2 separate regions of the Homo sapiens genome follow, and region 1 is linked to region 2. Evidence: read pairs that join two places in POLR2A ChIA-PET (ENCODE). Cell type or tissue: Panc1. All regions are shown on one strand. Region 1 has its middle 43 kb from the start of LONRF2. Region 2 overlaps LONRF2 (LON peptidase N-terminal domain and ring finger 2).

The links. ChIA-PET counts read pairs that join two places held together with the same protein. Peaks named below come from ENCODE experiments on the same cell type or tissue, not always from the same donor. Only the 100,000 strongest peaks of a DNase experiment are listed, where the experiment ranks them.
Region 1: POLR2A ChIA-PET joins it to region 2 with 5 read pairs; 2 of 35 experiments call an interaction of 5 or more read pairs at or near these places.

What each region holds. Positions count from the first base shown.
Region 1 is chr2:100,363,546-100,367,545 of GRCh38, reverse strand. No RefSeq gene overlaps it. Among named protein-coding and RNA genes, the nearest start is that of LONRF2, 43 kb to the right of the region's middle. In Panc1, no CTCF peak of the experiment used is centred here; a DNase peak (open chromatin) is centred at 1,905; H3K27ac peaks cover 325 bases.
Region 2 is chr2:100,315,173-100,319,172 of GRCh38, reverse strand. The region is part of intron 1 of LONRF2 (LON peptidase N-terminal domain and ring finger 2); the gene reads left to right. Among named protein-coding and RNA genes, the nearest start is that of LONRF2, 5.3 kb to the left of the region's middle. In Panc1, no CTCF peak of the experiment used is centred here; no DNase peak of the experiment used is centred here.

The sequences.
Region 1 (4,000 bases), 48 kb before region 2:
AGAGCCCTAAACAATTATTGAAAGGCAAACTAGGGAACAATGGCTGGTATCGCTTAACTAGGCCCACATTTTAGCAACATTCAGGCCCCTCCCATAATCCTAATCTTGTGGTCTTTCATAGGTCTTACAAAAGTGACTTCAGTCCTGAGCAAGGAGGGGGATAGCAAGGAAGGGACTGTTACCATCTTTGTTTTAAAGCTAACAAAGGCAGTTAGCTTGTGAGGTTTAGAAACAAGATGTTATCAGTTAGGTTAGATTTCTAATTTTTGCAAAGGCAGTTTCAGTTCAGTGTTCTAAGATTCACCCATTTTTTTTGAATTAATGTGTCCTGAATTGTTGCAACCCTTTGGTTAATTTGCAGAGCTCTAAAAACATTGATTCTGACAATTCTTTTTGCCAGTTTTTTTTAATTGCTTTTATGAAGGAGATAATTTTCAAAGGTCCTTACTGTGATATTTTCTGTGATATCACCCTTTTATTGTTTAATGACTGCAGAATTGTAGTAATAGACCTTATTTCATTCCTTATATTGATGATTTGTATCTTCTATATTTTTATTGTTATCAGTCTTGCTAAAGTTTTATTAATATTAATTTTTTTCAAAGCTTTTTGTTTCATTGATTTTCTCTATTAGTGTCTTATTTTCAATTTTATTTTTCTCTCATCTTTATTTTTGTCTTTTTTCTTTGGAATATTTTTGCTCTTCTTCTACTTGATCAGATATTAATATAGCCTACTTTTTAAAAAACTTTTTTTTTTTGAGATGGAGTCTGACTCTGTCACCCAGGCTGGAGTACACTGGCGCAACCTCAGCTCCCTGCAACCTCCGCCTCCCTGCAACCTCTGCCTTCCAGGTTCAAGAGACTCTCCTGCCTCAGCCTCCCAAATAGCTGGGGTTACAGGTGTCCACCATGATGCCTGGCTAATTTTTGTGTTTTTAGTAGAGACAGGGTTTCACCATGTTGGTCAGGCTGGTCTCAATCTCCTGAGCTCAGGCGATCCACTTGTCTCAGCCTCCCAAAGTGCTGGGATTACAGGTGTGAGCCACCATGCCTGGCCTTAGATGTTGGCTGGGCGTGGTGGTGGGCGCCTGAAGTCCCAGCTACTTGGAAGGCTGAGGCAGGAGAATGGCATGAACCCGAGAGGCGGAGCTTGCAGTGAGCAGAGATCACTACAGCCAGGGTGACAGAGCGAGACTCCGTCTCAAAAAATAAATAAATAAATAAATAAATAAATAAATAAATGCACTTTAATAATTTTAACTTAATGTCAGGAATGAAATAGATATCACAATAAATTTAAATTTTTAACAATTTTAGCTATTAGACTTTTAATTTTAAAATTCATGTTTGCATGGTATATCTTTCTGTATCATTTTTTTTATGTATTTATTTTTTTGAGATGGAATCTCGCTCTGTTGCCCAGGCTGGAGTGCAGTGGCATGGTCTCAGCTCACTGCAACTTCCACCTCCGGGTTTGAAGTGATTCTTCTGCCTCAGCCAACCTGCCTAATGTCACTGAATTTTAAACAGCAGATAATTAGTTTTTTTTAATACATATTTGGTTAGTTTCTGTGTTGTAGGAAGTCAGGGACCCCGAATGGAGGGACCGGTTTACCAGGACCCATGTCTGCCAGTAACCATAAAGTTGACTGTTTGGTCTCTTTTGCAACCCAAGAAGCTCAGGAGTTCCATAATCTCACTCATGTCAATGCTGCTGGATTAAAAGATAAATTTGCTCTTACCTGGAAACAGGCTAAGTTTATTGTTCACAGCTGCCTTCAGTGTCAAGTCTTTGTACTTCTAAACCAGGAACCTGGCGTTAATCCCAGAGGCCTAATTCCTAATGCTTTATGGCAAATGGTTGTGACTCATGTGAGCTCCTTTGGCAGACTGTCATATGTGCATGTTTCTGTAGACACCTTCTCAGGTTTTAACTGGGCTACTTGCCAAACAGGGGAAGGCACGGCCCATGTTACAAAACATCTGTATTCTTGCTTTGCAGTTATGGGGCTTTCATATCAAATTAAGACAGACAACGCCCCTGGATGTGTTAGTAAGGCTTTTGATTTATTTATGCAACAGTGGGGAATTTCCCATATTACTGGAATCCCTTACAATCCTCAGGGACAGGCTGTGGTGGAACGGGCCAATCACACTTTAAAAGCCCAATTGTCCAAATAGTCTGACCAACAAAAACATAATTTAACTACCCCCCACTCCCAATTACATTTGGCATTGTTTACTTTAAATTTTTTAAATGTCCCTAAGAATAATAATCTAACTGCAGCCAAACGCCATTATACAGGCAAAAAATTCTCCCTAAACGAAGGCAAGCCAGTGTTATGGAAAAACTCCCAAAGTAATACTTGGGAACCTGGCACAATTATAACGTGGGGAAGAGGATATGCTTGTATTTCACCAGGAGATCATCAATCCCCTGTCTGGGTACCCACCAGGAGACTCAAGCTTCGGGTGAATACTGACAATGAAAACCACAGGGAAAAGACGTCTGTGTCAGAGACCGCCCTCAGACGTGGTGAGATCTGTGCCGACTCCTCAGAAGCAGGCACACCAAATCACAATGGGTCTGATTCAACCCTCCCTAATGGCAATGGAGACCCATCTAACTAATCCCACTTCTCCTGATTACCTTTCTTTTTCTCCTTACAAACCTAAAAATCTCACTATTTCTATTAGCCTGAAAATAACATCCCTCTGTTCTCTTCCTCCTTCAGCACTGAATCTCGCTTACAGTAGGTTTTATTTAATGATTCTCCTCCTTATACTTTCTGTCTCACCAGTTTCCTCTCACACTGATTTACCTGCTACACATAATTATTCTTATGTGCCTTTTCCTCCACTTATTCGACCTCTTACCTGGATAGATGCTCCTGCAGAAATCTACACTAATAATAGTGTGTGGATGCCTGGAGCTATAGATGACCATTGCCCTGCTCAACCAGGAGAAGAAGGCACTGCATTTAATGTTACCATGGGTTATAAATATCCTCCTCTGTGCCTCGGACATGCACCTGATTGTATCCATCTAGAAACTCAAATCTGGGCTGCTTATCTTCCAGAGAGATCAGCTACAGAGGAACCGGGACATTTGGTCTCTGGCCTCTCCCTTTCTCCTTTAAAACAAATGAAAGGGGGAGTAATTGGAGATACCCCATACTTTCAATATAAACCTGCAGGAAAACCATGCCCTAAAAATTTTGAGGGCCCATCTAAAAGTTTAATTTGGGAAGACTGTGTTATCTCACATGCAGTAATATTAAAAAATGACTCATATGGTTTAGTAATAGACTGGACACCAAAGGCCTATTTAAAAAACAATTGCTCCTCTGGTGGAAGGGAATGCCTGGAGGCTACTTATTTTATTTCTTATTGGGAGAATGAGAATCATCATTCTACTTTGCATAGGAGGTTCAGCTCATTCTTTCCCTTAAAATGGGAAGATAAAGGCATTACCCCCCGACTGAGGCCTCGTATGATACTCCCCATTCTGAGCCCAGAACACCCAGAACTTTGAAAATTGGCTATTGCCATGTCTGGACTGTGAGTATGGGTAGGGGAAACTATTCTGTCTGTTGTCTCCACTACCGTCCCCCTCTCTCAGTATCAGCGTAGATCCAGACATTCTGCTTTACTTACCTCCAACCTGACTGTTCCCATACAGAGTTGTGTTAAGCCTCCTTACATGCTGTTAGCAAGAAATATCAAAATTTTGATGAACAATCAAACTATCCAATGCATTAATTGTCATTTATACACTTGTATTAACTCCCATTTTGACTCCAGAAAAAGTGTAATGTTGGTTCGAGCTCGAGAAGGAATCTGGATTCCAGTAACTTTGCCCAGAGCTTGGGAATCCTCCCCCTCAATACATTTAATTAATGAAGTGTTACAGCAAATTCTAAAAAGATCTAAGAGATTTGTTTTCACTTTAATCTCTGTGATCATGGGCCTAATTACAGTCACTGCAATGGCCACCA
Region 2 (4,000 bases):
AATCAGAAATACCTGTGTTTAGATCCAAGCTCTGACTTTTTTTTTTTTTTTTAAGACGGAGTCTTGCTCTGTCACCAGGCTGAAGTGTAGTGGCGTGGCTCTACAACCTCCGACTCCCTGGTTCAAGCAATTCTCCTGCCTCAGCCTCCCAAGTAGCTGGGATTACAGGCACGCACTACCATGCCCAGCTAATTTTTGTATTTTTAGTAGAGACAGGGTTTCACCATGTTGGCCAGGATGGTCTCAATCTCCTGACCTTGTGATCCGCCCGCCTCAGCCTCCCAAAGTGCTGGGATATCAGGTGTAAGCCACCATGCCTGGCCTTTTCTTTTTTTTTTTTTGAGACAAGGTCTCGCTCTGTCACCCAGGCTGGACTGCAGTGACATGATATCGGTCACTGCAACCTCTGCCTCCTGGGTTCAAGGGTGATTCTCGTGCCTCAGCCTCTCAGGTAACTGGGATTACAGGCATGCACCACCATGCCTCGTATTTTTTTTGTGTGTGTGTTTAGTAGAGACGTGTTTCACTATGTTGTCCGGGCTGATCTCCAACTCCTGTAGTCAAGTGATCTGCCCGCCTCAGCCTCCCAAAGTGCTGGGATTATAGACATGAGCCACCACACCTGATGTCTGATGCTTATTTATTATGTGACCTTAGCGAAGTGTGGTAGTCATTAGTGCTGGTCTATCTCTATACCTTCCCCAGGCAAGGTAGGATTGCACTTCCCGCTCCACTTGTGATTAGGTGGAGCCATGTGACTACTTTTGGCCGATAAGTTATGAGTGGAATTTAAAATAACTAGTACGTATGTTGAAAGAGGTAAATAAATGTATGAAAATATAAAGCATTCAGAAGACAATTGTCCATAAAAAAGAACCAAGTGGGTATCCTGGAAATTCAAAATACAATGTCTGAAGTTGAGAATTAGATTTGTTACAAACCAGATGGCACACATCAGAAATCTGAATGAGAAAACTCAGAAGCAAGTTAACAGAAAATATCCAAACTGAATCACAGAAGAAGACTAAAAGAGAGCATGGGAGTTATGTGAGACACAGACAAAAGTTCCAACATCGATGAAATTGGAATCCTGGAAGAAGAGAGAGGGGAAGGGCAAGAGAAATATTTAAAGAAAAAAGTAATTGAGAATTTTCCAAATCTGATGAGAAACTTTAAATCACTGAATCAAAAAGTTCACTAAGCCCAACAGGGTGGACACAAGTGCACACACAAACATACACACAAAACCCATCCAAGTACATTATAGTCAAGTTCCTGAAAATCAAAGATAAAGAGAATTTAAATGCATTTAGAGAAGACAGGACATATTTCCTTCGAAGGAATCATAGAAGACTGACAGTTGACTTTTAGACAAAATTATTGAAGCTAGAAGCTAATGGAATAATGTCTTTAAAGTGCTGAAAGAAAAAAAAAACCTAGCTGGAATTCTTTACCTGAAAATATTTTTCACAAAATCAAGGTGCTTTAAACCAAAGAAATAACTCAAGCTAAAGGATTTTATTACCATCAGAATTGCATTTCATGATATACTGAGGGAAAGTCTTCAGGCTAAAGGAAACGTATCCATATGGAAGCGTGAAACTAATGCACAGAGTAAAGAGTGCTAGAAGGTGTAACAATATGAGACAATATTGACTATTTCAAATAACAATAATAATGTCTTGTGGTATTTGTAACATACATAAAAGTGAAAGATATGGCAACAGGACAAAGCCAGAATGGGTAAATACAGTTAAATTGTTGTATGGTTTGTACACTGTTTTGGAGGTAGTAACAGTACCAATTTAAAGTAGACTGCTAAATCAGGTTTGCATATTCTGTTGTCTTGGGTAACCACCAATAGGAAGGTAAAATTAAAAAAAAGCTATAGTGGAATAGTAAAGTAATACTGGATTAATCCAAAAGAAAATGGGAGGGAAGAATAGAGAAGGAGAGAATAAGTGGGACAACTAGAAAAGAAATAGAAAAATGGGGATTTAATTTACATTAAATGTGAAGACCTAAATTTCCCATTTAAAAACTAAATGTTGGCAGATTGGATTAAGTGAAGTATAGCTACATGCTGTTTACACACGAGGTAAACTTTAGGTGTAAGAACACAAAAAAAGGTTAAAATTAGTAGGATGGCAACAAAGACTGACAAACAAAAGCCTGATATGGCAAAGTGACTATCAGATAAAGTATTCTTTAAGGCAAGGAATATCAGAAGAAATAAAGACATTTATGATGAATGGGCCAGTTCAACAGAAAAAAAATGTGTAATAATATGCCTAAATTTTTATGCACCTAACAACAAGTGTACACACACACATATGGAGAGAACAAAAGGAGACAAAAGCAAAAGGGGAAATAATTGGAGATGTTGAACAAAACTTTTAGTAACTGATAAAGTAAGGATTGCAAAATAAGTAAGGATATAGATACAACATACTTCAGCACTTAGATTTAATTAATATGTGTCACTACATACAACTACTGCAAAAACATAGCCATTTAGGCTCCCATGACCATAGGCAGAGCGTTGGAGTTGGCCTGTGGTTGTGTTTGCCAACTCCTGGATTAGGCCATGAAAGAAGTCGTAATAAATATTAAAAGATTGAAACCAGACTGTATATGTTCTTTAAACACTGTGGACTTAAACTAAAATTAAATAGCACATAAATAGAATATCTTCAGATATTTTGAAATTAAGCAATATATTTTTATATAATGATGGGTAAAATGAATCACAACATAAAGTAGAAAATTTTCTAATTATCTAATAATTATTAGAATTATTAGAATTTCTAATAATTATTAGAAAATTTTCTTTCTTTTTTTTTTTTTTTTTTTTGAGATGGAGTCTCGCTCTGTTGCCCAGGCTGGAGTGCAGTGGCACGATCTCAGCACGCTGCAAGCTCTGCCTCCCAGGTTCACATCATTCTCCTGCCTCAGCCTCCCCAGTAGCTGGGACTACAGGCACCTGCCACAACGCCTGGCTAATTTTTTGTATTTTTAGTAGAGACAGGGTTTCACTGTGTTAGCCAGGATGCTCTCGATCTCTGACCTCGTGATCTGCCCGCCTCTGCCTCCCAAAGTGCTGGGATTACAGGTGTGAGCCACCGCACCCGGCCAGAAAATTTTCTATTTTGCCTGAATGATAATGAAAATACAGATATCAAACACTGTGGGATGCAATGCAACAGTGCTTAGAGGGAAACTTACTGTTTTAAATGCCCATACTACCAAAGAACAGCTGATAGTCAGTGATCTTTAGGCTTCCATTTCAAGATGCTAGGAAAAGAAAAGCAAATAGAATCCAAAGAGAGTACAAAGAAGGAAATAAAGGAGCCAAAATCAGTAACAAGACAGGAAAAATACAGCCCAATGTTTCTTACGAATATAGTTGCAAAAATCCTAAATAAAATATTAGCAAACTGAATCCATTGATACCCTTAAAGAATATCACATCAGTAGCAAGCAGGTTAAGTTTTGTTTAATCCTGGAAAATCAAGCAATGTAATTCACCATCTTTACAGAAAAAAGAAAAATGATATGATGCATCTCTCAGGAAACTACGAATAAAAAGGAACTTTCTTAATTTTTTAAAAGTCTACAAAAATGAGATAGCAGCTATCATAATTAATGATGAAATAATGTTTTCCCATTGAATGAGAAGGTAACACTGTTTTATTCTCACTGCCACTCAGCATTTCACTGGAGATTCTAGATAGCTATGTATTAAGATTGGAAAAATAAAAGATAAAACAAAAAACTGTCATTATTTGTAGATGACCTGGCATACATAGAAACTCCAGAAGAATGTAGGAACTATTAGAAATTATAAATGATTTATCCAGATTGCTGACTACAAGGTCAATATAGAGGTTATCAAACATAACTATATACTTAGAAAAAACAAATAGGAAAAAAACTTTAAACAATTTATGTAAACAAATTCCTTGGAATAAATCCTGAAATAGCTGAAAGATGTTTAATA